Linked DNA regions of Homo sapiens: regions 2, 3, 4 and 5 are each linked to region 1. Evidence: chromatin loops called from intact Hi-C (ENCODE). Cell type or tissue: gastrocnemius medialis. All regions are shown on one strand. Links, peaks and the distances in the headings refer to the core of each region. The heading gives the core; the rest is flanking DNA.

The links. A loop is a pair of places that touch in the nucleus more often than their neighbours do. Peaks named below come from ENCODE experiments on the same cell type or tissue, not always from the same donor. Only the 100,000 strongest peaks of a DNase experiment are listed, where the experiment ranks them.
Region 2: it touches region 1 in a loop (12-fold over the local background); 37 of 110 quality-filtered maps call a loop at or near these places.
Region 3: it touches region 1 in a loop (9-fold over the local background); 50 of 110 quality-filtered maps call a loop at or near these places.
Region 4: it touches region 1 in a loop (16-fold over the local background); 3 of 110 quality-filtered maps call a loop at or near these places.
Region 5: it touches region 1 in a loop (19-fold over the local background); 99 of 110 quality-filtered maps call a loop at or near these places.

Annotation. Positions count from the first base shown.
Region 1 is chr1:167,056,802-167,063,096 of GRCh38, forward strand. All of the region lies in intron 4 of GPA33 (glycoprotein A33), which reads right to left. It overlaps GPA33-AS1 (GPA33 antisense RNA 1), which reads left to right. Exons shown (of 6, transcript XR_922249.3): 2 at 1,506-1,626; 3 at 3,827-3,945; 4 at 5,870-5,962; 5 at 6,187-6,295. Among named protein-coding and RNA genes, the nearest start is that of GPA33-AS1, 7.3 kb to the left of the region's middle. RefSeq lists an enhancer at 407-526. In gastrocnemius medialis, for the core only: CTCF peaks have their summits at 615 (motif pointing left) and 2,528 (motif pointing left); no DNase peak of the experiment used is centred there; H3K27ac peaks cover 259 bases.
Region 2 is chr1:166,973,076-166,979,370 of GRCh38, forward strand. ILDR2 (immunoglobulin like domain containing receptor 2) reads right to left here and starts at 2,465. Exons shown (of 10, transcript NM_199351.3): 1 at 2,148-2,465. The coding sequence starts at 2,193. It also overlaps a transcript of MAEL not described here. RefSeq lists silencers at 2,315-2,364, 2,425-2,714, 2,835-2,884. In gastrocnemius medialis, for the core only: no CTCF peak of the experiment used is centred there; DNase peaks (open chromatin) are centred at 2,576 and 2,856; H3K4me3 peaks cover 1,405 bases; H3K27ac peaks cover 214 bases; H3K27me3 peaks cover 1,055 bases.
Region 3 is chr1:166,880,616-166,886,910 of GRCh38, forward strand. No RefSeq gene overlaps it. Among named protein-coding and RNA genes, the nearest start is that of TADA1, 7.5 kb to the left of the region's middle. RefSeq lists enhancers at 3,099-3,600, 3,601-4,100. In gastrocnemius medialis, for the core only: a CTCF peak has its summit at 3,868 (motif pointing right); no DNase peak of the experiment used is centred there; H3K27me3 peaks cover 1,320 bases.
Region 4 is chr1:166,784,060-166,790,354 of GRCh38, forward strand. It overlaps the pseudogene FMO11P. Among named protein-coding and RNA genes, the nearest start is that of POGK, 52 kb to the right of the region's middle. In gastrocnemius medialis, for the core only: no CTCF peak of the experiment used is centred there; no DNase peak of the experiment used is centred there.
Region 5 is chr1:166,907,939-166,914,233 of GRCh38, forward strand. It overlaps ILDR2 (immunoglobulin like domain containing receptor 2), which reads right to left. Exons shown (of 10, transcript NM_199351.3): 10 at 249-6,295. Among named protein-coding and RNA genes, the nearest start is that of TADA1, 35 kb to the left of the region's middle. In gastrocnemius medialis, for the core only: a CTCF peak has its summit at 2,640 (motif pointing right); a DNase peak (open chromatin) is centred at 2,633.

The sequences.
Region 1 (6,295 bases), core at 596-5,595:
GTGGTGTGTATGTGGCAGCGTTTGTAGTGTGTGTGGTGAGTGTGTAATGTGTGTGGTGTGTGTGTGGTGTGTGGTGTGTGTGGTGTGTGTAGTGTGTGTGCTGCATGTGGTGTGTGTGGTGTGTACTGTGTGTGGTGTGTGTGGCGTGTGTAGTATGTGTGGTGTGCAGTGTGTGATGTGTGGTGTGTGGTGGGTGTAATGTGTGTGGTGTGTGATGTGTGGTGTGTGTTGCATGTGTAGTGTGTGTGGTATGGGGGGTGGTGAATGTGTGTGCTGTTGGGGTGGGACGGAGGCAGACTGTCTAGACTCTTCCTCTACATCTGCCGCCACTTGAGCAAGCCATTTAACTTCTTTGAGCTGTAGGCTTCCTTCGGAAAGCAGGAGTGAAAACACCTGATCCTCCTGAATCGAAGAGAACGGACCAGAATATCTCATGGAAGACCTTTCCCCTCAATCTATCATCCTATGAATTTCTTCATCTTGAAAGCAAGAGCTTTGTGCTTGGGCATATGTATATGTCCTGCCATCCAAGATGCTTTGTTATAACTGCTATTTTGAGAGGAGCTGGAGACCTACCTCCTCTAATTTTGCTGCAGAGCCAGCCTTGCCTGATCCCTGCTGCCACCAGGTGGTTACACGCCATCCCTAAGAGACGCTCTAAATTGTAAATACGATCCTGTCACTGCTCTGTTCAGACATTTCAGGGGCTGCCCAGCAACCACTAGACGTAATCCTCAGTAACAAGTCCAAGCTTCAGGTCACAGATCTGGCCCTGTCAATCATACCAGCTTTGCCTCTTGCCACTTGGTGCTAGGGGCAAAACCAGGGGAGTTGTCCTCTCTCCGCCCCACCGTCACTTTCCTGCAAGATTGCATCTCAAGATTTTCCTTCTCCGGATGTGCTGCTCAGTACACATCCTCAAATGTGATGTCCTTTCATCCTTCCAGCAATCCTCAATATTTCAATCTCCAATTCATGGAGTTAACTGGAGGCTTAAAGAAGTTAAGTGAACTGCTCAAGGTCACAAAATTAAGAAATTATAAAACAGGAACAAAAATCCTGTTTCAGGTCTAGAACTCCCTGGAGCCATTGATAATTTTCTTTTAAAAATTTGTGGCCGGGTACATTGGCTCACGCCTGTAATCCCAGCACCTTGGGAGGCCAAGGCGGGCAGATCACTTGAGGTCAGGAGTTCGAGACCAGCCTGACTAACACAGTGAAACCCCGTCTCTACTACAAATATAAAAATTAGCCGGGCATGGTGGTGTGCGCCTCTAGTCCCAGGTACTTGGGAGGCTGAGGCAAAAGAATCGCTTGAACCTGGGTGGTGGAGGTTACAGTGAGCTGAGATCGCACCACTGCACTCCAGCCTGAGTAACAAAGCGAGATTCCATCTCGAAAAAAATATGTATAAAAATAAAATTTTGTATGATAAAAGCAATGTATGCTCCTTATAATAATTTATAAATGATATAAAACTATTATTTCAATTCAATTCAATACAGAAAATCTTTAGCTGCTGATCACAGCTATAAACGAGATGAGGAGGGTCCCTGTCCTCTTGGTGTTTCCAGTCTCCCAAAGAAGACAGACATGAAACAATGATGGTTACAGTTCAAGATGGAGGTACTATCTGAGCTTATGGCAAGGGGTTTTAATCTCATCCAAAGGGCCAAGGAATGCCTCTTTAAAGAAGAGAGAACAAATAAAAATCATTCATAATTCCATCACCTATAAATAACACTTTGATTTGGTGCTATTTTCTTTCAGTCTTTTCACTTGTACTTTCTTCAAATTCTTCCCTTGACCCCCAGGACACTACTCTCTGGATGCTCATTCTTCATAAAATGTGTCCCCTTCTATCCTAGAATTCCACGCCTCAGTATGTTTTCTGGAACATTGTTTACATGTGATATTAACATGCGGCATGGAGAAGGAGTCCCTAAAAAAGCAAGTTTAGGAATCACTGAGTTAGGATTAAGTAATCTTTCTAAGGGCAGCACTTTCAGAGCTCCTACAATGCTGTTGAGCACTGGGAACTTCTGACAGCGGGGTGTGGTATTCATGCTCTCATTTGCTAAATGAATCGGATTTGTTATTTTTAAGAGGCATCTTGAAGGAACACACTTTAGGAAATGCTCTATGGCCCTGGGCATACTTAGGAGGTCTAGAGCTCATAACAGATCCCCACCACTTAAGAGTGTGAAGCTCGGACTCTGGATTTAGTGTAGGCAGCACACTGCAGACAGTCAGGACTTTTTTAGTTGTCAGAGTCCAGCTTTGAGCTCTAGGCCTTGTTTAGGGTGGGGAACATGGGGTTTCCTAGTCCAATGAGTCAGCGCTATCCTCCCCCAGTTCCCTGATGCAAACCGTGTGCACTGGAAGCTGCTGGGATGAACCAGTGCAGGTCTTGTGCCACAGGACCTTCTTTGATTCCGAGTTGGGGCTCCCAAGCCCCTTTTCCTTCGGAAAGGGACTAGTAATTTCTGATATCCGGAGAAAACTAATGTTTCCGCTGCAGTGGCGACACCTTGTGGTCAGAAAGGGGAATGCACAGGACGGTCATACGCTTCCCACCTTCCTCTGCTCCAGCTGTGGAGAGATTCCCCTCAAGAGAACCTCCTGTCTCACCAAGACGCTAATGTCACGTTGACAAGACCTAACGTTTCCGCATCCCCCCAACCCCTACCCAATCCTGTAGCTTGTCGACAAGCCCCTGCTGCCACCTCTCTCTCACAAAGGGCCCTCACGATCCTCCTTGGACTGGTCCCCACCCTTCACAACCGCCTCCCCTTAAGTGCTCCAGGCCCCAGAACTACCCCCTCCCCCACTTCCTTGATATCCAAATTCCTGTTTCTTCAGTGCATGAAACTCAGCTTCCTGGGACACAGCTTACAAAGTCTGTTCAGAGCTATTACACATGGGATCTCCTCTCATCCTCTTCACAGCTTTTGGGGAATCCCAGTTTTTTTCAAAGGGCAGTACTAAGGGTCCGAGAGGCTGTGAGTGACTCACAGCTCCAAAGTGGAGAAGTCAGGACTTCTTGTTTCCTGATTCTGGATTCCCTGTTCTTTTCACTGCTAGCTTGTTTCCACTGAGGGTTTAGTCAAAGGAATGAATCTCTAATGTTGGAAATTGTCTTCAGATGTAGGAGAGCAGAGGTACCCTCCTCTCCAAATCGTCCATGGTGGACTGAAATGTTTTAAAAGCCAGAAATAATTTGGGCTGACCCACAGAGGAAGAAGAATTAGCAGATTCTCTCTATTTATTTTTTGTTTGTTTGTTTTGTGTTTTTAAGATAAGATCTGGCTCTAGTGCCCAGGCTGCAGTGGCACCATCTTGGCTCACTGCAACCTCTGCCTTCCAGGCCCAAGGATCTTCCCACCTCAGCCTCCCAAGTAGCTGGGACTACAGGCACACACCACCATGCCAGGCTAATTTTTGTATTTTTGGTAGAGACAGGGTTTCACCATGTTGCCCAGGTGGGTCTCGAACTCCTGTACTCAAGCGATCCACCCGCCTCAGCTTCTCAAAGTGCTGGGATTACAGGCATGAGCCACACTGCACCTGGCCAGAATTGGCAGATTCTCCAAGGCTCTGCAAAGCAGAGTGGAAACGAAGGCTTTGAGAACTCTGCCCTCACCCCGCAATGTCTCCAGATGCCAGGGCATGTTGTTATGGACATTAACCATATTCTTTTCTGTCACCTGCAGGTCCCCATTCTGACTCAGCAAATCTTAACTAGAGACAGGATAAAGCTTTCACAAATTAAAGCTTTCACAAATTAAAGAAGCAATTCTCTTTTCACCTCCTTTCCTGTCCTCAGGATTCTCCCTTTTGGATAATGAAAGAACTAAGTTTTGGCTTCTAACAACCAGAAGAGTCTCCCTGTGGAGGCAGGAGAGAACTGCAGCTGGGCTGCCCCTTTGTGAGGCTCCTCAGAAGGTACCCGTGGCTTACAGGGCAAAGACGAACCTCCCTAGCGTAACGCACAGGCTCTTCATGATTTCTCATCACTGTGTTTCTTAACAAGAGTATCTCCCACCATTCCTACACCTACACACGCACCCTACCCCTTAGCCACACCAGACAGTCATGATTCCTTCCTGTTCTCCATGCCAAGCCTCCTCATCCTTGAGGACCCAACTCAAATAACAGCTAATAACACTTAGCATTAAATGAGTGCTTACTGCCTACCAGGCACTAGTCTCAATGCTTCACATCTACTTTTATTTAATCTTCACAACCCTATGAAGTAAACACTAGCATTGTACCCATTTCATAGACATAGAACCTAAGGCACAAAGAAGCTGAGTCACTTGCCAAGGTCATACAGCTAACAAGTGTCCGAGCCAGGAGTCAAGCCCATGGCATGCTCTTAACCACTGTCGACTCCAATACCCACTCCTTGGAGAAACCTTCTTTGATCTTCTTATGCATCTTCTGTGTTACATCACCACTGGGTATAAAGCTATTATAGCATCTGCCACCTGTAACCTTCAGCTTTGGGTCTCCATATACACACTTTGCAGGAAAGAAGATCAGACACTACCAGTGTCCACAGCACACCTACCATGACCATGGCTGGAGTCACTAGACTATTCATAGGCCAGAGAGAGGAGGCCACAGAGCCCCCGGGGAGCTGCCAGGTGGTTTCAACAAAAATTCCAGACACACTCGATAAAAAGTTGCCAACCAGAAATACGTAAACACAACTGGAAGCTTGTTGAAAACCTACATTACATTGACCTATTTTAAGTTAGGTCGAGTGGATTCTACTAACTGTTTTTTTTTTTTTTTTTTTTTTTTTTTGAGACGGAGTCTCGCTCTGTTGCCCAGGCTGCAGGCTGGAGTGCGGTGGCGCGATCTCGGCTCACTGCAAGCTCCGCCTCCCAGGTTCACGCCATTCTCCTACCTCAGCCTCCGGAGTAGCTGGGACTACAGGCGTCCGCCACCACGTCCGGCTAATTTTTTGTATTTTTAGTAGAGACGGGGTTTCACCGTGTTAGCCAGGATGGTCTCGATCTCCTGACCTCGTGATCCGCCTGCCTCAGCCTCCCAAAGTGTCTACTAACTTTTTTAAGAAGTCGATTTGCCCCCAAACGAGTGATAAAGCTCTTCCTGGATTGAGTGCACCCCCAATGTGTGCATCCGTCCGGCTGGGCTTATCCAGGACACCAGATATTCTTCCCCCGGGTCCTCATCCCCACCCCCGGGGCACCTCATCTTCTCAGAAGAGCTGTGTGCCCTGCTGGCTTTGCTTTCCACCTCTGGCCTCCTTTTCCACCTACACTGAACTGAAAGACCTCCCAGAAGCTAAATCGGATGGACACCTTTCAGGCCTTGTCTTTCTTTTTAAAAAATATTTTATTTATTTTATTTTATTTTACTTTATTTTATTTTATTTTACTTTATTTTATTTTATTTTATTTGAGGCAGGGTCTCGCTCTGTCACCAAGGCTGGAGTGCAGTGGTGTGATCATGGCTCACTGCAGCCTCGACCTCCAGAGCTTAAGCAATCCTCCCACCTCAGCCTTCTGAGTAGCTGGGACTAAAGGGTGAGTCCTGCCATGCCCAGCTAATTTTTTAAAAATTTTGTTTGGAGACAGGGGTCTCACAATGTTGCCCAGACTGGTCTTGAACTCCTAGCCTCAAGTGATCCTCCTGCCTCAGCCTCCCAAAGTGCTGGGATTACAGGCATGAGCCACGGCACCCAGCAAGCCTTGTCTTTCTTGATCCTCAGGAGCAGGGGTGGCACTAGGGGCCCTGGGACTCCACCAGGGTATTTCCACACCCATTGGCTCTGGGTGTGGAAAGGATGGTAGGATTTTTATATAGCTCTTTCTTTTTTTTTTTTTTTTTTTTTCAGTTTCCTGACTGAAAGGTCCAATACCAAGCTGCCCAGTACAAAACTGGTCTCCTGGCAACTATAGCTGAATCCACCATCGCCTCCCCTAAGAAGGTGGGACCCTTACAGCAACATGGTGCTGTCGTTGTGTGGAGCCATAAAACGGTGGTGTGTCTGGGGCAGCGGGGGTCCGTGACGGCTGAGAGGGACCGGCCTGGATAAGGAATGGGAAAGTTAAATTCCCCACCTTTGCGTGGAGCCCCCGAGTTAGACTTGGGGTCTCAAATGTATACTTCAGGACACAATCAAATTAAAATCCTACCCATGCTTTTGCACAGAGTGCTTATCAGGGCACGTTCATCCAAGAGAACTGAGGAATGAGGAACAAAGAAAACAAGTTAACATTTACCACGGCTTCCGCTACGCGCTTTACATGAATCATTTTTG
Region 2 (6,295 bases), core at 380-5,379, 84 kb before region 1:
AGGAGCAGGGAGCAGAGGATGATCAATGGGATCCCAGGAGTCAGTCTCACTTTTGGAGCAAAGAATCCCCAGCCATCTGACAGCTGAGCTGGTCCTGATAACTAACCTGTTGCCTGATTCCAAGCAGAACAGCCTCTCCAGGTGCAGGTGGCAGAAGGCACAGACAAAGCCATCACCTCCCTCAAAACAAAAATAAAACAAAAAGCCCTCCAGCAAAAAGCCCAGAGAGGCAGCTTAGGAGAGGGCAAATGAGACTGGTCTGGAGTTTGAGAGAACTGGAATCTAGTCCCTAATCAATCATGAACGTGCTATGTGCATATTGCCTCTCTAGGACTCCATCTCTATAAACTGAGAGGGCTGAACTACAGTTCCTGTAGTACCCTCCAGTGATATGATTCCATTTCATAAAAAGCTGTGAGCCATCTAAAGAGAGCTCTATGTTTCCCTTCTTCTCTCACTCCCTGCAAACCCCCAGAGTACTTCTTTTAGGCAGACCCCAGCGTGTCTGTAAAGAGCACCTCTGACTCAGGGACCCCTCCCCCCCCCCCCCGATGCCTGGCTGACTTCAGTGCTGTTGTGATACAGGCTCAAGGACTAAGTGCCCTGAGAATATTGATAACCGAGAGTAGAGGCAGATTAAGGATGTGAAGAATCAGTGAGGGTGGGAGTGGAAGGCACTGGGAGGCCAGGGGAGCGGGGTGGCATGGATCAGCCAAACCCTGAAATTAGAGATGATTCATATCTGAATAATGTGGGAGGGATGAACTCAAAGCAGCCAAAAGAAGAGGCTAACTCTGCTGAGGATGCCTCCCCCAGCCTAAACCCAGCAGTGGGGCAACGGCAATGTTAGGGGCATTTCATTTGAAATGGGAAAAATATTTAGGCAATGAAGAATCTTATTCTGAAGCTAAGGGAAATGGGGTATTTGCCTTTTCTTGCTAAATGTATTTTACCCCCTTTACATGACTTGTTTTAGCTATTTTAAGCTTGTTCCCCTTTGCCTAGTGCCTTGATTTTGTCCAGATCTTCTGGCTGGTGATGCTAGAGGTGACAAAACTTCTCATGTGGTACTATTGTCCCTTTTCTCTCCTGCCTTCCACCCCCATCCTGTCCTCACCTTTCTGATCCCTTTTTCCATTTCTTCCATCATTCTGCCTCCACCTTGATTTGAATGGTTGCCTCTGACCCAGTCCAAGCTATCCAGACATTCCTCACCCCCATCCTACTCCCTTCAGCAGGGCTGCTTTGTGAATCTCTCAGGGCTGGCCACCCCAAGGCCCTGTATCCCTATGGGAATCGGAATCCTCATGTGGGGAAATAGGTTAAGAACAAGAGCATCTACTGACCCCAGCAGAATGGGGAGAAAGTTCACCAAAAAGGAGGGGAGGGCACAGAGGACCCAGCTAGACCAGTGACTTTGATGCTGGGGAGAAGCCCAATGCCTCTAAATCTCTCTGCAAATTATCTTTTAGGGAGCGGAGAGTGCACCTATTAGAAAGGCTCTTCTGCTTTCTAATTATCATTTGGGACCACTCCCCAAATGATACCAAGTAAGAGAGAGCCAGGCTCTAAACTCCACAACCAGTGAAGGTTCCATCCCCATCTTCTTCCCAACCTCCAGTTCCTTGCACCCTCCAGAGAGCCACAGAGAGAATGCCCTGGGTCCCCCTCCTTCTCTAGGGAAGAAATTAAGGAGACAGTCCTCTAGCCTCCACCTCCAGAAAACCAGTTCATTTAATTAATCAGCTCCCTCTGAGCTTCCTTTATTCCAGCCAGGCTTTTCACAAGACTCACAGCATTACAAACTCAGGATAAGACCGAAGGAGAACCGTTTTATGGAGGGGAAATGCATTCGAAAGAACAACCTCAGCGCCAATGAGTCAAACACCTGCATCTAGATGCGTCTCACTTGTCATTGGGCTTCTCCCCCGCCGCCCCCATCATTCTCTCTCTCTCTCTCTCACACACACACACACAAACACATACACAAACACACACGTTGCCCCCTCCCCCACTTTCCACCAGACCGCTAAGCAGCTTTAAACATGGTCAGTAAGGAGGAAAATGGGGGGGCGGGGGGCGCGGTGAGAACAGAACCACTACAGGAATATACAAAGTTATTCGTTTCTGTTGAAAAGGACTCTTACCTGTTAGCCAGAAGAGAGAAATCCACCTCAGCAAGACCCTATCCATCTTCCCCAACTTCCCAGCCGAATTACGGAGTGAGGAAAGTGGGAAATGGCTGGAACAGAAGGATCGCTGTCACCCCGCGGCAGCGGGCGGCGGCGGAGCGGCGGGCACCGGGCGTCCCTGGGCGCAGCGCCCGCCGGGCCGGCCGCGCAGGCGGGGCCGGGGGCTGGATCGCGCCGCCGGCTGAGCGCGCGCTGCCGCGGGCTTCCGGGGTCCGCGCAGCGCTCGGCGGCGCATCCGCATGCCCAGGCAGCGCGGCACGGGGCGAGCGTCTCCCCGCCGCAGAGCCCGCCGCGCGGGGGAGCTCGGCCGCCGCACCGCCTCCCGCGCCTCCGCCCCGCCGCCCGCTGCCGCGACTGCCAAAGTTTCTCGGTCACGTGCTGGCCCCCGGCGGCCCAAAGGTCAGCGTGGAGTGATTGAGGCCACGCGGAGAGAGGGGGTCTCTGGGTGGCAGGCAGCGAGAGGCGCGGGGGAGGCCGCCCCGCGGGCCGCGCCGAGCGGGGAGCGACCATCGCGGCTTCTCCCAGGGACGCCCGCGCTCGGGAACCCGGGCGAGAACGCTGGCTGGGGACTCGAGCAGGGGAGCCTGTGTCTGCGGGCAGCCACAGCCAACCTGAACGGGGAGAGAGTGACAGCGGCGAGGGTGGGGGACGGCGGGGACTTGGCGTAACTTCTTACAGGACTTAACTAGCAAGTCCTCTAGGCTAGAATGTTCGCTTCTGCGGTACCCCCGCCCCTCCGTCTGGTTTCCTTTTTGACAGTGCAAGGAACCAGGCAAGAGGCTCCGCAGAATTGAAAAAGGTAGGCGGGAATCTCGCGTCATTACTTTTTCCTGTTAAAATATGAGGTAGAATAAGGGCATCCGGCCCTTTAACAGAAAATATGTAAAACCAGAATGAGATAAATGATTATAACGGCTTAAATCCATCCAACACTTTATAGATTCCAGCACGCATTCACATGGATTATTCCTATTTGTCAGACGGATTTGTCTTGTGTCTCAAAATGTATGTGTTGAGAGAGAACTGAGAAATGTATGATTTGCTTAAGAAATATATTTATGAAGCCTCTACTAGGTGCTAAGAACTAAGGTTACAAAGTGGAATGAGATAGACTTCCTGCCCTTAGGAGCCTCATCTTGGGTCGAGGAAAGGGAGGAAGGTCAGACCATTAAAGACATGATACTTATTCCTAGTAAAACGGGGCAAGTGCAATAATGGAGACATAGAGAAAGTGCCTTGGGAACATAGAGGAAGGACTAAGTTAGTCGTGGGTGGGGAGGGGGCACCACGATAAAGGAGGGGTAACATCTGAGCTGGCATTTGCAGAAAGCACAAGATTTGAGCCATTCAAGGATCCCTGGTGGAAAGGGGGCAGGCGAGGGCATTCTGGGCAGAGGAAAGAGACATAGCAGAAAGGTCTCAAGTAGCATCTGAAAACAGAGTGGTGCCAGGCTGGAGGGGAGTTCCTGGAGCAGACAGACTCCACACCTAAGAGTGAATGTGTACACAGACAGGGAGAATATGTATGTGAACATGTGAGAAATGGGAAGAATAGACCCTGGGCAGCTGTCTTTTATGGCTGCCTGACATCTCAATTCCCTTCTTATTCTGAGAAATTCCAACTGCAGAAGCCAGAAAGTCTAGAGCCACCTCCCTGACCATCCCAGCTGGAATGCAGGCCCGGGCCCCTGGCATAGCCAGGCTGACCTCTCCCTCAGAGCTTTTTGATTCTGGAGCAAGTGGTGGATATAAGAAACAAGGACAGTGGAGAATTGATTTTGTCACTGAGGCAGCAGCAGCATCCAGTGTACATGATCAGCTGTGGCAGAGGTCAAGCCACCAGGATGCTCCAAGGTGTGATTTTTGGCTGTGGTCTTGCAGGCTCTCTGGGTTCTAGCCTCTCTTCTACACTTGGCTCTTCACTTCCCCAGCAATTCTTTGAGCCACCCAATATCCTTTCATAAACTCTTTCTTTGCTTATTTTGGCCAGGATGATTTTTTCATGCTATGTACTGCATGAGAGAAATTTGAGGACTATTTCCTTTCATATACAGAAAAATAAAAATATAGGAGGTACCTAACACTTGTGGGTTTCCTTTAGGTTCTAGGCAGAGTTCTACATGTTTAACAAACCTTCTCATTTAACCCTAAAGAGGGAACTTAGGCCCAGAGCATTTAACTAACTTCTCTAAGATCAGGCAACTAGTAAGTGGCAGAGCTAGGATTTGAATCTGACTCTAAAGCATATACTGTTTGCACCACAAAAAGAACATCTACACCAGAAGATTGAGATGATATATTTGTATTATGCTGTGCCATTTACTGCATCTATGTGTGTGTGTCACAGTGCACAAAAGAGCTTGAATAGTGTTTATTATCTAAGCACACATAACAGTGGCATTTTGGCCAGGTGCAGTGGCTCACACCTGTAATCTCAGCACTTCGGGAAGCTGAGGTGGGCGGATTGCTTGAGCTCAGGAATTTGACCAGCCTGAGTAACATGGTGAAACCCCATCTCTACAAAAAATACAAAAATTGCCAGGCGTGGTTGTACATACCTGTAGTCCCAGCTACTCTGGAGGCTAAGATGGGAGGACCACTTGAACCTGGGAGGTTGAGGCTGCAGTGAGCTGTGACCACGCTACTGGACTCCAGCCTGGGTGACAGAGTGAGACCCTGTCTCAAAAAAAATGGCATTTTATGCAAAACTTGGACATATGAGCAAGTTTATACATGTGAAAAATGGGAGATGGACTGAGTGAAGGAAGCCTGGATGTGTATATGAAGTGGAACGTGAATGCCCACAGAAATGAACTCATGTCTGCTCAGAGGAGGTGTCTGTGTAGTTGAATCAGGAGACTTGGAGAAGAGCTTGTGCCACAATGAATCATAGAATGCAGTTGCCTTGTCCATCATCCCAGAAATGTGTTTTCCATGTAGTGCCCTGCATGTCTACTTTATAGCCAGAGAGGTACACATGGTGTATCCTGAATCTTCCTGAGTGAGTGGCGCCCAGGCCATCCTGAAGGGGATGCTAAACTGGAGTGAATCACAATGTGTGCCCCTCCATCACCTTGCACATGTTGTTACCAAGGTGATGAAGGGTTAATATAAATTTTGAAATATATGTAATGATTCAAAACATGTAGCCTAAGGGATGGAGGTGGAAAGAGGATGGGAAAATGGTGTTATTTTGCCATATTGGTGGTGGGTGATGGGATATGGCACCCAGAGTCCCAATGTGGTTTCTGAACTTCCAGTATCAGGATCATATTACTGTGTTTGCTTAAACACAGATTCACAGGCTCTACTAAGAATAATGAGCTCAGAAACTCCAGGTGGAGCCCATAAATCTGCAGTTTAACCACTTTCCCCAGGTGCTTCCAATGCACAGTAATGTTTAAGAAGCAATACCTATCTTTTTGTTCTCCTGAGAAGCTGTTGAGCTGATGTTTTCTAATGAGCCTTGTATCTGGTTAAGCTCCAGTTGTTCATTCATTCTGACCTAATAGGACAGGACCCCAAATAGAGAGATTGATTCATCACAGCCAAGGAAGGGGTCTGGCTCTGCAATACTTCAAACTTTCTACTGCAATGAGACAAACATGTCACAACAATGACCTGTATGGGACCAGAACAAGATTCCCAGGAAGCCACAGCTGGGATTGTATGTGGTGGGGGGACTAACAGGCTGCTTCAGCAAAGCTCTACACTAGAGAACAGAATTAGGACACAGAGAAAAGAGAAGTGAACCACCACAAGGAGACATACTGGTAGCTGGTAGCAACCACATAGTTATAAATATAATGTAGCTGAATCCTCTTTAAAACATGATTTCATTGCAGACACACAGGCATGCATGCACATGAATACTGCTTAACGTGAGTCTGTTTAAAGCACACAGATAAAATCATATTTCTACTTCTCCTCTCTGATCCTGCATTCCAAGAGGAATATACGAAGTATGACTCTGAAACAGATACCATTTTTCTCATGTAAGTTTGGTCCATCTTTTTTTTTCTCTTGCTACCTTTTGGGTTTGTTATCTTTCCCATCCTCCATACCTTCAAAACCATCCTCAATGAATTATAAGTTAAAAAAAA
Region 3 (6,295 bases), core at 810-5,809, 180 kb before region 1:
TTTTAAGGCTAATAGTATTCCATTGTGTATACACACACACACACCTCCCACATTTTCTTTATCCATTCATCTGTCAATGAACATTTTGGTTATTTCCACATCTTGGCTATTGGGAATAGTGCTGCAATGAACATAGGAATGCTAATATTTCTTTGAGATCCTAATTTTAATTCTTTTTGATAAATACCTAGAAGTGGGATTGCTAGATCATATGGTAATTCTATTTTTAATTTTTTGAGGAACCTCTACACTGTTTTCCATAGTGGCTGCACCATTTTGCATTTCTGCCAACAGTGTACAAGGATTTCAATTTCTCCCCATCATTGCCAACACTTGTCTTTTGGATTGACATTAAGATTTGATGTTGAAGGAGTTCTGAGATGTTCCAGCTCCGAAGATTATATAGTTATTATTCTGTCTTTATCCATTATATGATATTTAGATTTAGTTTAGTTTTTTTAATAAATCATAGACTCCTTCTTTACAGTGGCCAGGGCCTAGCATAGCAAAAATATTTGATTGACTTTCTTACTCCACTTACCCATTACCATTGACTCATTAGCCTTCTCAAAGCACTGTCAGCAAATGTGCGAGTTGTTTCCATTTCAGACATCAGCAGCTCTGCTTTACTAGAAGGACTCTTACAGTTCAGCTTTAAAATATTATTAATCATATATTCAATTTTCTTGTTGAACTTATAACATTGGCTGTAATTTGTAATACTTATATGTATGCTGTGGTACATAAGGTACACGCATATGGTAACTATACATATGGTACCTATACATATGGTTATACTGTGGTACATGGTGGCTCAAACTCAACATAAATGTGTGTTGGAATTAAATATTTTAGAAAATTCTATGTAATGTTTTCCTCCTCTATATCTGCATCAGTCTACAGATTTTAATATAGTTAAAGGTTATAAACATGGAATATATTAGGCCCTAGTAAAATTTATGGTTGAAAATAAGTTGAGAGTCATCTTGCCCTGATACTACATCTATTTATTTTATGCCTGATGGAAGGAGGTAAAGAGGTTCTTAATCTTTTTCTTTCAAAGCTATGGATCTCACTGCCAGTCTGGTGATACCTTTGGAGTCCTTCTAAGAATAATGTTTTAATGCATAAATAACGTAGGATTACATTTAAAACAATTTTATTGAACACAGTTCTATCATGGGCCTTTTTGGGGCCCATGGGCCCCAGCTTAAGACCCTCTTAAGTTTTATAGGTACTTGTCTTAGTCCATTCAGACATCTACAACAAAATACCACAGTTTAGGTGGCTTAAACAATTGAAACATTATCTCACAGTTGTGGAGGCTAGAAGTTTCATGTTTGGAAAGGTTTGGAAAAGAACCCCTTCAGACTTCTGTAACCACGTAGCCAAATAAAATTTGGAAATTTTGAAGCCTTTGATCACTACTCAGAATGTGGATAAGAGCTTCTCTACAGTGCTAAAAAATATATGTTTGTATAGTGACGAAGGTAAAGCATTGGAGAAATCTTTGGCACTCTCGGCAGGTAGAGATTCCAAACTGATGCACTGTCACTGAAGTTGCTACTAACATAGCAAGACTATGCTCGATGAAGACTAGACTACTGACATCACCCTCTGGAAGAAGGGAAAGCCACAAGTGCTGATCCAGAAAGATGAATTGCTGTCTGGTGTCGCCCTGAAAAATCTGACCCCAGGGAAGGAACTTGATAAATGAATTTCAGAAGATTTGGCCAGATTTGTTGGTGGAAATGTAGGAGGTGGTTCACTGTCTGGAATTACAGCCACAATTATACCACACAGCATTCTCTATCCTTGAGAGCCAGGACTTTCCCCAAAGTAAGGCGTTCAGTCTTGCATCTTTTGGAGATTTATGCCTAATTTCTTTTACAAATGTTGTTCTCGTGAAGAGATTTTTTTTTTTAAAGGCAAGGTCTAGGTCTGTCATCCAGGTTGGAATGCAGTAGTGCAGTCTCAGCTCACTGCAACCTCCTTCTCCCAGGCTCAAGTGATCCTCCCACTTCAGCCTCCATCCAGCGTAGCTGGAACTACAGGTGTGCACCAGCATGCTCAGCCAATTTTTAAATTATTTTGTTGAGATGAGGTTTCCCTATACTGCCCAGGATAGTCTTGAACGCCTAGGCTCAAACGATCCTCCCACCTCGGGCTCCCTAAGTGGTGGGATTACAGGCATAAGCCACAATGCCCAGCCTCCTATTATGTTGTCTAATTTGATTTGTTGGGACTTCGGAATCCAATGGAGGCAAAATAGCATGGTGTTAAAGTGCAAACTACAGAGCTAGTTTGCCTGAGGCTTGAATCCTGGCTTCTTCTAATTTAGCTGTGTGACTCTGAGCAAGTTACTTAATCACTCTGCCTCAGTTTCCACATCTGCAGCGTAGGGATAGTAATGCTACTTCAGGGTTCTTGTAAAAATTAAATTATTGTAACATGTAAGAGTACATGAAAGCCTTGGCATAGTGCCAGATGTGTAGTAATAGTCAATATGTCATAGCTATTATTATGCCTATCTTGTGTATACTGACATTGCTAAACTCCTTTATTATTTCTAATAGTTTACCGGCAGATTTTTCTTAGATATTCTATCTGGGCAATCATATTGTCTACAGATTAGGAAAAGCTTGCCTTTTTCTTTCCAACTCTTAGGCCTCTTTTTTCATTTTTTGATTTTTGCATTGGCTAGACCAGCTTTGTCCAATAGAACTTTCTACAATGATAGAAATGTCCTAGAGCTGGGTTCTCCAATACGGCAGCCATGTATGGCTATTTAGCACTTGAGATACAGTTAGTGAGACTCAGGAATTGAATTTTTAATTCAATTTAAATTTAAATAACCACCTGTGACTAGTGGCAACAGTATTCAACAGCTCAAGACTAGAACTTCCATTGCAGTGCAGAGCATTGGTACTCACGGTGGGCCTCTTGGCAGAGCACCTGGCTTTCATGGCACTCCTCACATTTCACCAGGAAGTATGATGTTTGTTGTACATTTGGAAAGTCACCCTCTATTCCCAGTTTGCCAAGAAACAGAACCAATAGAAAAAAAGTGTGTGTGTGTTTATTATCGCTCATGAGATTATGGAAGCTAAGAAGTCCCACCATCTGCCATCTGCAAGCTAGAGAATCAGGAAAGCTGGTGGTATAATTCAGTCCTAGTCCAAAGGCCCGAGGAATGGAGGCGACTGCGGGAAGGTGAAGACACGGCTATAAGTCCTGCACTCCTAAGGCTAAGGAGCAGGAAGCCCCAGACCATGGGCAGTGAGCAGAAGGAGACGACGTCTCAGCTCAAGAGAGAGAATTGGCCTTTCCTCTTTCTTTTTGTTCTAGTCAAGCCCTCAACAGATTGGATAATGCCCACTCACTCAGGACAGGAAGGACATCGCGCACTTTCAGGCCGGCTGGTTCGGTCTTGGCCTCGTTGACTTATGTTGACTCTCAAGGGCCGCCACCCAGGCACCTGCCCAGGTGCGTCCTAGGTTCTCTCAGGTTCAGGAACTCACCGGCTCTGGCGGCGCGGGCGGCGCGGGTGGCCCTTGTCCCTCAGGAAGGACTCTCCCTGTGGTCACCCAACTCTAGGCGCTCACGGCCTCTCAGCTGGAAAACCCCGCCGCCTGCAGAAAGCGGGTGTGGGAGGATTAGTTGGCTTTGGGGTCGGGATGGGCGGGCGGCACGGTGCTGCTCTTAGCACTAAAGCGGCTGTTGTCCGAGAAACGAAGCGAGAATGCAGAGCTGGCCCCGGCGCGAGCGAAATGTCTCTGCAGCAGCACCGCTTGCCTTCGCTAGAGGAAGAAGAGACGGCCCTGAGCGCAGCATCACCTCGGCCGGTTGGAGTCTGCCCGGCTGCCGCCAGGGGGTGATGCGCCCTCACCTTTCCTCCAGGATGCCCGGGATCCCAAGGAGGGTCGTGGGTCTCCGCGTCCCAACCTGGAGCCTTGGCCCGGGATGATACCCTTGGCCACCGGCAGCAGGTCTCTGGTGGCCACCTGACGCTTGAGCATTTCTTCTGCGGACCCTGGGAAGTCCTACCCCTTGGACTCATAAAATATCTTGGTTGTCCAAAGGTGCCACTTTCAGACCCTCCAATAACGGCAGGGATAGACTCAAAATCATTGACATATTACAGGCAGGGTTGTTACCTACAGGAAGAAATTGACGAATTGTCACATTTGGGGACAACCTGGGAGCTGCGGACCAAAGGGGCCTGACAGCAGTTGAGTGTAAAGGCAGGGCATACAGAGGCCACCTGTAGAGTTTACCCTCTCCCCCACCCTACCACCCACCTTGGGTCCTGAGTGAGGAAGAGAGTAGAGTGCAACCCATTGTGAGCTCTTTCTCATCAGGCTCTAGGAAATAACAACAGCTGATATGTACGAACTCCCTGCTACGAAGTGGGTCTACTACATTACCTCCTTTAGCCCAAACCATAATCCAGTGAGGTTTGAATTGCTGCTATCCCCAGGCCATAAGTGAGGGAACTGAGACTCAGGAAAGTTCAGTTGCTCTAGGTTACACAGGAAGTGGCAGAGTTAAGACTGGAACCTAGATCTCACTGACACCAGAGTCCATTTTGCCACAATAACCACAAAAATATGTTAACTCCAGTGAGCACTTAATATCTGCCAAGCATTGTACTGAATATGTTTTTTGGCGATGATTTAAAATCCTTGCCACAACCCCCCACAAGGTAGGTACTACTATTGTTACTCCCATTTTACAGGGAGATAAACTAAATCATAGAGAGTTAAGAAAATTGCCCACAGTTACACATCTAGTAGAACTGGACATAAGCCCAGTAAGCCCCATTCCAGAACTCATACTCTAGCTACCATGTTCTACTGCTTACTCTAGTGTGAGTGCCCCTGTCCATTTCTTCCTAAAGATTTCATCTGAGACAAGCTGGAATGGTCTGAAAACTCCCTGATGCCCTCCAACCAATGTAGCTGATGCCATCCTTTCAACCATCCACATTCTACTACACCTCCCTGCAGCTCCATGATTTCTGCACACTGTGGGGATGGAGCTCACGCATGCCCTGCACCCACATTTTGAGAGACTCCCCCTCTACAGGCTGCACTGTCCTCACTAGATGCACATCAGATAGGTAAGAGATTTAGGCAGAATAATCTTTTTTGTTTTCTTTTTCTTCCTCTCCCTCCTTCCCCTCCTCCTCCTTCTCCTCTTGATCTGTCACCTGGTTAATTTTATTTTTTATAGAGATGGATTTTTTTTTTGGAGACAGGATCTTGCTCTGTTGCCCAGCCTGGAGTACAATGGCACAATCATGGCTCACTGCAGCCCTCGATCTCCTGGGCTCAAGTGATCCTCTCACCTCAGCCTCCCAAGCCGCTGGGACTACAGGTGTGTACCACCATGCCCAGTTCTTTTTTTTTCTTTTGTAGAGATGAGGGGACTTTCTGTGTTGCCCAGGGTAGTCTTGAACTGCTAGGCTCAAGCAGTTGGCCAATCTCAGCCTCCTAAAGCGCTGGGATTACAGGTGTAAGCCACTGTACCCAGTCCTGTCTTTTTTAATTACAAATATATGACACCTGAGTTTATTGCTTTCCCCAAGTTACCAATTGTTTTGTAGAGTACAAACCTAGAAAATAGTATCTGAATGGTTGACCCCAGTTCAAGAAGATGAGGCAGGTCTCACCCACATGAAACTAGGACTACTGCAATTTCCATATGTTATTTAAAATGGACTTTGTGGAACTGTACCTTTATGGTAGATCCTAACCCAGCTGGCTTTGCTCTGTTTCCTAGTAGGATTTGCGGGGCTTGCAACTTCAAACAAAAAATTCCAGAAGTGTGCCCTTTGCTACTTCTGCATTATTAGAATCTGTTGGAAGCCTGTGATGTTCCATTTGCCTGTGAAGAGGGTGACAGCTGGTGTAAACCAGGGTCATGAAATTTGGCTGCTTCCATGGCAGTGATTTCAACCTGAGGGATGACTACCCAATACAAAATAGTAATGGCGGTCACTGCTAGATATAACGGACTCCTGGGTAGCCTCAAACCTCAAAGTACTTGTATTGCTTTAGGCCTGCATGGCAGGTTTTTGCAGAATGCCAATAATAGGAGCCTCAACCTTTTCCACTATATGCAGAAAAGAGGACAATGGAAAGAAGGAACTGTCTGTGTATGTTCTAATGCCAAGCAGAGCCAGCTTCTCAACAGATAATAATGATGTTAGGAGACATTTATGAAACACTTAACATGTCCACACAAATTAATGTCTAGTCTATTCCAACAATTTCCATGTTAGGTAGGGGAT
Region 4 (6,295 bases), core at 452-5,451, 270 kb before region 1:
CTTGCAATGGGTTAGAACATACTCCTTTAGCTCAGAGAAGTTTGTTTTACCAACCTTCCGAAGCCTACTTCTGTCAACTCATCAAACTCATTCTCCATCTAGTTTTGTTCCCTTGCTGGTGAGGAGTTGTGTTCCTTTGGAGGAGAAGAGACATTCTGGTTTTTGGAGTTTTCAGCCTTTCTGCTCTGGTTTCTCCCCATCTTTGTGGTTTTATCTACCTTTGGTCTTTGATGCTGGTGACCTACAGATGGAGTTTTGGTGTGGATGTCCTTTTTGTTGATGTTGATGCTATTCCTTTCTGTTTGTTAGTTTTCCTTCTAACAGACAAGCCCCTCAGCTGCAGGTCTGTTGGAGTTTGCTGGAGGTCCACTCCAGACCCTGTTTGCCTGGGAATCACTAGCAGAGGTTTTAGAACAGAAAATATTGTTGCCTGACCCTTCCTCTGGAAGCTTTGTCCCAGAGGGGCACCTGCCTGTATGAGGTGTCTGTCAGCTCCTACTGGGAGGTGTCACCCAGTCAAGTTACACGGGGGTCAGGGACCCACTTGAGGAGGCAGTCTGTCCGTTATCAGAGCTCAAATGCCATGCTGGGAGAACCACTGCTCTCTTCAGAGCAGTCAGGCAGGGACATTTAAGTCTGGAGAAGCTGTCTGCTGCCTTTTGTTCAAATATGCCCTGCCCCAAGACATGGAATCTATAGAGGCAGTAGGCCTTGCTGAGCTGCAGTGGGATCCACCCAGTTTGAGCTTCCCTGCTGCTTTGTTTACACTGTGAGCATAGAACCGCCTACTCAAGCCTCAGCAACGGCAGATGCCCCTTCCCCCACCAAGCTCCCGCATCCTAAGTCGATCTCAGACTGCTGCATTAGCAGTGAGCAAGGCTCTGTGGGTGTGGGACCCACCAAGCCAGGCACAGGAGGATATCTCCTGGTCTACCAGTTGTGAAGACAGTGGGAAAAGTGCAGTATTTGGGCAAGAGTGTACTGCTTCTCCAGGTACAGTCACTTATGGCTTCCCTTGGCTAGGAAAGGGAAATCCCCCAATGCCTTGCCCTTCCCAGGTGAGATAATGCCCTGCCCTGCTTCGGCTCACCCTCCGTGGGCTGCACCCACTGTCCAACCAGTCCCAGTGAGATGAACCAGGTACCTCAGTTGGAAATGCAGAAATCACCTCTCTTCTGCATCGATCTTGCTGGGAGCTGTAGACCAGAGCTGTTCTTATTTGGCCATCTTGGAAGCGACCCCCCTTTTTTTTGTATTTTCAAGACAAGGTCTCACTTCTGTTGTCTCACTCACATCTGTGCAGTGGCACAGTCATGGCTCACTGCAGCCTTGACATCCATGGGCTTAGGTCTTGACCTCCCACTTTAGCTTCCTGAGTAGCTGGGACTACAGGAATGCACCACCATACCTGGCTAATTTTTGGATTTTTTCTATAGAGACACGGTCTCACTATGTTGCCCAGGCTGGTCTTGAACTCCTGGGCTTAAGTCATCCACCCACCTCAGCCTCCCAAAGTGCTAGGATTACAGGTGTGAATCACTGTGCCTGGCCCAAAGTCACTTTTAATTGCTAGATATCAATATTTCTCAGAGAACAAACTCACCCAAAGCTGGTTAATCCTTTGGAATTTCCCACTGTCCACAACAGGTTACCACAAACACTGGAAGGATAGACTGATGCAAATCTATGTATTCTATTAAAATATTTTAACCCAAAGTTCCCTGTGGAGGAATATAATTTGATGCATTGTTATTCTTCCCAGAGACATTTACTTAGCTCCTTTCTAAATAAAATTTACATTCACTCCCTAGAATCTCACTTTGTCTTACAGATTTCTCACCCATCAGGTTACTGTTAGTGATGATCTGCCCAACCACATAATTTCTAGAAGAGTGCCGGTAAAACTGAATGTGAAGGAGTTCACCTGGACATAGACCATCTTTGCGGATGGCACTGAAGAGAACATTAATGTTATTATCTTCACCACAGACTACACCTTGTCTTTTCTTTTCTTGGAGGATGGCTCAGCAATCCTGGACAGCCAGTGCTCCATGCTGAATTTTGTGTTCCCTCCTAGCTGGAGAAGGCAACACTTGTTTTCACTGGCTTACTGCAGCCAGGAGGAGGCACTATTCCCATTTTAAAACTTCAGAACCAATGGGCTGTACCTGTATTTAAAAGTATGTCTTGCCCTACTCAATATCATAGCAGAGTGGACTTCTGACCACATGGTATAATTTGAGAGGCACCCAGATAAACCAGAATGCAATATATATTCCTGTCAGTCCAGATTCAATATCTGAAATGCAACAAACCCCATTTTTCTTGGGTTTTAAAGACTTATCAGTCTTCACTAGCCCCTCAGTAAAATACAATCCCTCTATAAGAGCTTATATGTTAAATCATTTTCAGATTGGTGGAGCTTATTATCCGATACTTTCCAGATATAGCCACTGGTAAAAGTTAAACACTGTGGGAATAGACACAAGGTAAGTCTGTAAGTAGTGAAGGGAGACTTCCACCACAAAGAAAGTTGAGGGACTAATGGAATAATTGAAAATATCTTTTTAAAATTTTTATTTTAAGTTTGGGGGTACATGTAAACATGTAAAGTTTTGTTAGATAGATAAACACCTATCACAGGGGTTTGTTGTACATATCTTTACCTCACCCAGGTATTAAGTCCTGTACCAAATAGTTATCTTTTCTGCTCCTCTCCCTCCTCCCACCCTCCCCGCTCAAGTAGACCCCAGTATCTACTGTTCCCTTCTTTGTGTTCATACGTTCTTATCATTTAGCTCCCACTTGTAAGTGAGAATATGTGGTATTTGGTTTTCTATTCCTGTGTTAGTTTGCTAAGGATGATAGCCTCCAGCTCCATTCATGTTCCCTCAAAAGACACGATCTTGTTCTTTTTTATGGCTGCATAATATTCCACAGTGTATAGGTACCACATTTTCTTTATCCAATCTGCCATTGATGGGCATTTAGGTTGATTACATGTCTTTACTGTTGTGAACAGTGCTGCAATGAACATACACATACATGTGTCTTTATGGTAGAATGCTTTATATTCCTCTGGGTATATACCTAGTAATGGGATTGCTGGGTTAAATGGTAGTTCTGCTTTTAGCTCTTTGAGGAATCACTGTACTACTTTCCACACTGGTTGAACTAATTTACACTCCCATCAACAGTGTATAAGCTTTTCCCTTTCTCCACCATCTTGCCAGCATCTATTGTTTTTTGACTTTTTATTAATAGCCATTCTGAGTGGTGTCAAATGGTATCTCATTGTGGTTTTGACTTGCATTTCTCTAATGAGCAGTGATATTGAGCTTTTTTTCATATGCTTGTTGGCTGCATATGTCTTCTTTTGAGAAGTGTCTGTTCATACCCTTTGCCCACTTTTTAATGGGATTGTTTGTTTTTCTCTTGTAAATTTGTTTAAGTTCTTGTAAATGTGTTTAAGTTCCTTATAGAGGCTGGATATTAGACTTTCTCAGATGCATAGTTTGCAAATATTTTCTCCCATACTGTAGGTTGTCTGTTTACTCTGTTGATAGTTTATTTTGCTGTACAGAAGCTCTTATGTTTAATTAGATCTGATTTGTCAATTTTTGCTTTTGTTGCAATTGCTTTTGGAGTCTTTGTGATGAAATCTTTGCCTGTTCCTATGTCCAGGATGGTATTGCCTAGGTTGTCTTCCAGTGTTTTTATAGTTTTGGGTTTTACATTTGAGTCTTTAATTCATCTTGAGTTGATTTTTGTACATGGTGTAAGGAAGGGGTCCAGATTCATTCTTCTGTATATGGCTAGCCAGTTATCACAGCACCATTTATTAAATAGGAAGTGTTTTCCCCATTGCTTGTTTTTGTCAGCTTTGTCAAAGATCAGATGGTTGTAGGTGCCTTAATTCTGGGCTCTCTATTCTGTTCCGTTGGTCTATATGCCTGTTTTTGTACCAGTACCATGCTGTTATGGTCACTGGAGCCTTGTAACATAGTTTGAAGTTGGGTAACATGATTCCTCCAGGTTTGTTCTTTCTGCTTAGGATTGCCTTGGTTATTCGGGCTCTTTTTTGGTTCCATCATTGGTAGTTTGATAAGAATAGCATTGAATCTGTAAATTTCTCTGGGCAGTACAGCCATTTTCATTATGCTGATTCTTCCTATCCATGAGCATGGGATGTTTTTCCATTTGTTTGTGTCTTCTCTGATTTATTTGTGCAATGTTTTGTAATTTTCATTGTGGAGATCTTTCACCTCCCTGGTTAGCTGTATTTCTCATAATTAAAAATTCTTTCAGCCCAGGTACAGTGGCTTGCACCTATTATCTGAGAGCTTTGTGAGGCCAAAGTAGGAGGATTGCTTGAACCAAGGAGTTCCAGAACAGCCTGGGCAGCATAGCAACATCCCATCTCTACAAAATTTTGAAAATTAGCTAGATGTGGTGCTATGCACCTGTGATCTCTGCTACTTCTAAGGCTGGTGGAGTGTATTGCTTGGGCCCAAGAATTTGAGGTTACAATGAGCTATGATTGTGCCACTGCACTCCAGCCTGGGCAACAGTAAGACCCTCATCTCTAAAATAATAATAATTATTATTATTCTAGTAAACAGTTTGGACAAAAGTAAAAATTCTCATCTCTCAACCCTTTTCTCAATCCCACATTCAAATACAATCCCATTGAAATTAAAATCTGATCATATGAAAGGGTCGAAATGAAGTTATACAAAGTTGACTGTTATTTCTTAGACCTAGAATAATTCTAGAAAAAATTCCCATATTATTCTTCCAATTCTATATAATTACAACTTATAACTACAGACATGCTTGGCTAACTGGTCAAGCATAAATTCACACAAGTATGTATTATGTAGGTGTTTTTAGAATGAGTTCTTGAGCTGTGATTTTTTTATCCTGTATTAGGAATGACAGTAGAAAAGTTGTAGAGTAAGAGGTATGTTGGAAGATGACAAAAAATAACTGGGTGACAGGTCAGATAAACTTTTTTGGAGATAACAGAACCATCTGAAAAAAATGTCAAACTATAATGAATTAAATGCCTGCTGTATACATAGCATTATATATACACTATAATTAAGTATTTATTTAAAAGAGTCAAATTTTAATATGGGAACTTGCCATGAAAAGAAACACACAGTGCATATTTTTGAAAAGTAAGGAATCCATTTGTAAAATGAACACTTTCCATAAGAGGAAAATGATGATGATATCTATTATTTTCCATAAGAGGAAAGGATGATAATATCTATTTCACACACTGTGAGAATTAAATAGATAGCTTATGTAAATTTAGCACTTGCCACAGCGTCTGGCTAGAATCAACCTCTAGCCTTATGTCCTGCTACTCACTTGTCTAAACTTGTGCTTCAAATTACATTGTCTCTAGAAAACTTTGCACGACAAGATTGGGTTTGTAAGATTGGGCTCTCCAACATCCTTATTGCCTAACTTCTGGGAGTTGCTTGTTGGGAGAGTAGAGCCAGACTTTATGTGTTGGCAGGGCTCCACCTCAGAGAGCAAAGGCCATCTTGGAAGCGACCCCCACTTTTTTTGTATTTTCAAGACAAGGTCTCACTTCTGTTGTCTCACTCACATCTGTGCAGTGGCACAGTCATGGCTCACTGCAGCCTTGACATCCATGGGCTCAGGTCTTGACCTCCCACTTTAGCTTCCTGAGTAGCTGGGACTACAGGAATGCACCACCATGCCTGGCTAATTTTTGGATTTTTTCTATAGAGACACGGTCTCACTATGTTGCCCAGGCTGGTCTTGAACTCCTGGGCTCAAGTCATCCACCCACCTCAGCCTCCCAAAGTGCTAGGATTACAGGTGTGAATCACTGTGCCTGGCCCAAATACTATATTAACATATTGTATTTGCCCAGTGTGTGCAGTGAACTGTGTTAAGCACAAAAAATAATAATAAAATAAAATAAAATAAATCCTTCTTGCCCTAAAGTCAAGTTGGGAACAACAGGCAAGCAACCAATTAAAATGAACAATGATAAAGACAGGCATCTGATAGAGGTTTGCAGTCACTATGGAAGATGGAAGGATCAAAGAGGCAACCCTCATTCCCTCTGACTTGGAGGAAAGGGAGAGGTATAGAGTGTCACAGAAAGTTTTCCAGACACAAGGTCGCTTGAAGGACAAGTGTAGATGAGCAAGCAGTAGGATATAAGGCTAGAGGTTGATCCCAACTAGACCTCTTTGTGCATATTGGTGTGCATTGTTTTAGAATATTTTTGAAAATCTCAAAAATCCAG
Region 5 (6,295 bases), core at 670-5,669, 150 kb before region 1:
TCACATGAGAGAAGGAAGCACAGACGTGCTGGCCATCCCTGAGAACAGGAAGTGAAAGGTGTAGGACCAGAAAAGAGAATGTGGGGTGCGTAAACACTTACTTTACACTGGGAAATGTGGCATGATGAACTTCAGACACTCAAGGAATCCAAGTAGTTCTCCTTTCCTGTTTATACAGAAAGGAATGAAGAGGTGGATAGGTGTCTTAGTCACTTCAGGCTGCTGTAACAAAAATACCATAGACTAGGTGGCTTAAATATCAGAAATTTATTTCTCACAGTTCTAGAATCTGGGAAGTCCAAGCTCAGTGCACCAATACATTCAGTTCCTGGCGAAGGTCCTTTTCCTGGTTTGCAGACAGATACCTTGCTGTATCCTCACATGGCAGAGAAAGAGAGGAAGTAATCTCTCTCCTGTCTCTTCTTATAAGGACACTAATTCCATCATAAGAGCTCCACCCTACTGACCTAATCACCTCCCAAAGGCCTCATGCCCAAATACCATCACATTAGGATTAGGATTTTGACATAAAAATTTGGGGAAGACACAAAACACTCAGTCCATAGCAACAGAGAAGCAAAATGTCCCCTGTTCTATGGAACTTAGAGAGGAAGGGAGAAGCACCTTGCCCAGCATTAAGTATTTTTCTTGAAACTGTCTGGAACCTCTAACAAAAAAAGTAGAAGGTGAATAATTAGGAGACAACAGGAAGTAGGAGACAAGAAATGAGGGTACCAGAAGAATCCAGGGAGGAGACGAAAGGTCCTAATGAAGGCAGTGACACAGAGATGGATTTCTAAATTCAGAACGAGACAAGTATAACCAAGGACATTCACTGGTATATGGAAGGCTCTGGTAGGATTTGTCACTGAACTGTGGTAAAAACAGCCTCCCTGAAGCCTTGGGTTGGAATAATACGTGTGAGGGAATTGGCAACAAAAGGAAGCCGGAAAGGCTGGTTGTTCAGGGCTCTGTGGCTGCAGATAAAGAATCTTTTCGGATGCAGTAGCAGATAGCTGTTGGTGTTGTGTATGTGTTTTGTCTGCCCAGCATCACTATTCTCACTTCTTCTATTAATAACAACTCTCTTCTCTCTTTGGAGAAATCTTCCTATCCCACTATCCAGTCCATCGCAGTCTCACCTTCCTGGTCATAAACAGACTTGCCACATCTCTGGCCACATGATTAGCTCAGATATGGGCACATGACTCAATATGAGTTGACTGCAGTCTTTCTCCAGGATTGTTCTCATGAGTAAAGCCTTTTGCCTGCTTGGTCAAATGAGCTGGAAAGTTGTGACTCTCAGACTGCTAGTGGCTATATTCCTGCCTTTTGGAGTAAGTCTATCCTCACTGAGAAAATGTATTGATGTAAAAACACAAGTAGGTGTGGATGATGGACAGGGAATCTTAAATCTTACTACATTGAGACCCAGGTTTGTTCTCAGTTCCTACAGCTCTTCCAGCCTGTGAGCTACTCCAGGATCTCTCTAATAGATGAGCTCCATTTCTCCTTTTCTTGTTCTTAAGCTAGTCTGAGCTATCTTCCTGTCATTTGCAACCAAAAATTTTTTTACTAATACAGCTGCCAAAGGAATGAAACATAAGAGGCTATCGCCTTGGCCTGAGGGAATGAGAAAAGCTAGGTGCCTAAGTCATACCAGCAACAAAAAGAGGCTGGGAGGGTGGGGTTGTATATTAATGTCCATTATAATTTAACTACATTCAGTTGAACAAAGCGTTTTTCCAAAAACAAGGTTAATAGAAATTGACATATATATGTGTGTGTGTATACATACATATATATATATATATATATATAAATATATATAAATATATATATTTATATATATATATATATATATATATCCTTCTAGCTTTGCTCTACTGGACATTAACGTCTCAGAGAAAGAAAAAGAGCCAGAAAAAATCCACTGTGGCTATGCTTCTACACAAAATTTGTAACAAAATGTGAGAAAATATCTCCAGAGAGCAAGGATTGTTTTAAAAAAAAGTAAAGTGTTTTAACATGTCTGGAATTTTCTCCTCTGCTTGGTTTTTAGAGACAGTGAGAGAGAGAACAAGAGACAGAGAGATTGATTCATCTTTGTACAGCTGAAGACTAGGGAATGGACTATTTAGGTCCTTTGGTTGTACAGTTTGATGACACGGTTTTTGCTTGTTAAAGAGAAACTGGCTTCACCATAATTCTGCAGAATCAGAGTCCTGACCTGACTTCAGAAAACAATTGTAATTCCATGGTGTTAAAAGCACACTTTAAAATAGCTTTAAATCACAAAAGGCATGCACCTAAATCCCACTTGATCCCAAGCAAAAACCTCATGGTTTTCCCCACATTATATCCACAGAAGCCTGCCTCAAAAACATAATATGGCAAGTTCTAAACTTGCAAAGTGTAAGAAAAACATATCACTTTTAAAGAAAAAATTCCTAATGCACTTAATTTGTTTTTCAAAAGCCAAATTCATCTATATAAATTCATATATAGCATTAAAATAAGCTATATAAATTCATATGTAGCTTTTCCCTTAAGTAATGTGAGGCACACCTCCATCCAATACTGGAAGGTTAGCAATAGAGTCACTCTCTTGGATGTGTGCCACTAGATGGCGTGTCAGACCAACTCACTCACCTCTAAGCAACTTCCTAGCTACTTCTACACCTCATGCCATTTTTGGTGAGTCATCTTAGGCCACCTGATAAGTATTCAGGAAATGCTTATAACCAATTCAGCAGAAAATATAATTTTCACCTAAGTGGTGTGATGAGTATGATTAGGATGTCTCTGCCAAGATTTTCTAAGAGAACCTGAAATTAGCCTACTTCTTATTTCTTGAAATGAAAGCATATAAAAATTGGATTAGAATTAGATAATCATAGGGAAAAATGAATTATTTGTTTTGCCTAATTTTAATCCATCCTATGAGTCTAGTCCTTCCTTGCTGCTTCTTTTTTTTCTTGTCTTTTTAAATTTTTACCTTTTTGTGGAGGATGGGATCTCACTATACTGCCCAGGTAGGTCTTGAACTCCTGGCTCAAGCTATCCTCCCACCTTTGTCTCCCTAACTGTTGGGATTTCAGGTGTGAGCCACAGGGCCCGGCCTTCCTTGCCTCTTGAATGAAATCTACATCCATAATTTATTTGGCCACTCTTAACAATTAACAGCCTTCTGTTCACTCTTAAACCCTAAAACAGTCTATGTCTATAATTAAGACAGCCATTCTCTTATATTATCAAACTCTAAAGAATATGTAAAGTTAAAGCCTCTTGCCCTCCCCATCTTAAGATTTTGTTTGCAGTCTACAGGTTGCATTAGAAAGAAATGCACAATGCGTGTATGTGTGCCTTTTTCATTTTTTCCCATTTAGCACACTTACTTCTTCCTTACTCAATCATTCACTCTTCCTGGCTTCCCCAGGGTTGCTGTGTATATATAGAGTCATTATGGAGAAATGTAAGGCAGATAAGGAGCAAGAAAGGTTTTTCTTGACTGGCACAATGTAATATGGCATTGCACCACACATGAGCTTAAAATAAAAAACTATAAAACCCATAAAGAAACAAAAAACTGTGAGTGAAAGTTAGCAGAAGTAACAAACTCTAAAAGTAGACCCACAAAGACTGTAGATATTGGAATTACTGGATATAAAATTTTAAGTTAGTATCTTTAAGATATTCAGATAAATAAGAGGGCATTGTAAAAAAAAAAAAAGAGTAAGTCACAAGACAACAGGGACTATGTAAATTTGAAAAAGAACTAAACTCCTAGAAATGAAATACATATTAATTAAAATTAAAACTCAAATAAAGGAGATTAGAGCTAGCTGAAAAGAAAATTAGTGAGCTGGAAGATAAACCTGAAGAAATTTACCTGAATAGGGAATAGAAAACACAGAGAGAGGAAATACAAAATATAGATTAAACAATATGGGGCATAGAATGAAAAAAAATCTAACAATTGGAATTCTCAAGAGAGAGTTTAAAAAGAAGAGGAAATATTTGATGTGTTAATATAGCTGAGAGTTTTCCATATTTAATGGGAAATCCAATCCACGGATTTAGGAAACACCACAAATCCTAATTTGGATAAATAAAAAGAAATCCACACCTGGTCACATGTTAATTAAACCAAAGAACACTAGAGACAAAAAAATCTTTAGAACAGTCAGAGAGACCAGACAGATTAGGAAGGATAATTAAACTGGTAATTGACTTCTTAAAAGCAAAAATAAAAGTCAGAAGGGAGTGTAATAATAACTTCAATGTCCTGAAAGAAAATAACTATCAATCTAGAATCATAATCAGTGAAATTATCTTTCAAGAACAAGAATGAAATAAAGACTTTTACATCAACAAAGACTGATGAGTATCCTACCAACAAATCATTACTGAAGTAAACTTCCTTCAGAAAGAAAATATTTCAAAAGGAAGATCTGAAATATAGGAAAAAAAGATGTGTAGAAAAAACACGTGGGTGATTCTAAACAAATACTTTATAAATAAAAACAAAAATATTTTATAAAGCTGAAAAACCTAAATGGAATTAAAACACAAAATAATACAAAATCCAGAGGTAATCAAACTGTTTTAGAGTCTATCTTTAAGTTAAATCTACATGTTAACATTTTTAAGTTAACTACTTAAAAAAAATTGAGCCCAGATGCTTCAAGCAAAAACAGATTTTCTGCTTGACAAGGCCACTAAAATCTGGAATTCCCTTGAGAGGGCTTAGCCATCCAAAACAGGATTAATAGTTCTCAGAGGTATTTATCACTTCTTTTGCTAACAAAGGTTTTTAATTGCCTCCTCTTAATTATGGTGCTGTGGAATTTCTCAAATCTTAACAGAACTTGAAATGTCCTCCCACGAATAGCTTCCTTCCTCCCTTCCCCAAGTGTAATTTCTAGCAGGCATATGCTTGTGCCCCTCTTGGAAATGAGCTAGGTACCATCACCTTATCCAACCACCTTTCCTACCCTTCATCTCCTTCTGAATGTTACAGTCTGTGGAGAGCAGTAAGAGTGACAACAGAATTTATCTAGCTTATTACAATCTGTAAAAGCATACCTTTTGCTCTGTCAGTACCAGCCCCCTCTGTAACCCCACAATATGTATTCCTCTATTACTGTACTTACAACAATCAGAGAAGGACATGTATCATATGATTCTTTCTCTTGCTGAGGCCATTTAATGTCAGATCATGATTAACCATAGTTGTGTTAATTATGAGTTCTTGGTAACAAATGTAGGTAAGAATTCTTTATTACGTTTAAAACATTACAACCAAATTCAATTTGTATGTCTGACACAGAAAAAAAAAGTCATGGACAACAGTAATACAAACATTTCAGTTTTGATGTCACAAGGCACAAAGACAACTGACAGGTGGCCCTCACGAAGCCAACTTCTCACCCTTCTCTGTCCCACCCTCCTACTCCCTTGTTCTTTATTCTCACACAGCAAATTTCTTATGCAGTCGTGTCTAATACTTTTGTTAATAAAATGGCTTTTCCTTAAAGCCAAGGTAAAAGAGAAGCTATCTGTGTCTCTTTTAGCCTTCCCAGAAGAAATGAGTCAGACTAGTTACTTCATGGCCAGCCCCACCAAGAAACTCTAAGAAAAATTTAGCTAAACTACTATATCTTTTTCCTTCTCACATTCCTTATTCCTCTATATCTGATCCCTCTTAGTTCTACCTAAAATCTTAAAATGTAGTGAAGATGCCAGATTTTTGCTGTTAAGCAGCTTCTGCCTGGAGTTCTGAATCCAGATGAATCTGTCGTTTCATTCAGAAACTTCTCTGCAAGAAGGATTCTCCAGAAAACCTGAAGCATATATTACCCCTCACAGCACAGGTGATGAAAGTGAGGCTCTCAGCTGGGTTCAGTGGCTCATGTCTGTAATACCAGCACTTTAGGCAGCCAAGGTGGGAGGATCACTTGAGGCCAGGAGTTTGAGACAAGCCTGGGAAATATAGCAAGACCCCATCTCTACAAACAAACAAAATTTGCTGGACGTGGTGGCATATATCTGTAGTCCTACCTACTTGGGAGGCTGAGGGAGGAGGATTGCTTGAGCTAGGAGTTTGAGACTGCAGTGAGCTGATAGCACCACTGCACTGCACTGCACCATGGGCCACAGAGCAAGACCCTGTCTCAAAAAAAAAAAAAAGAAAGAAAAAGAAAACGAAACTCTCCTTGAGTGAAGCTACAACTCCCTCTTAGATTAGCATTTGAGGAATGAATGGTGCTTAGTTGGATGAAGCAGCAACAGT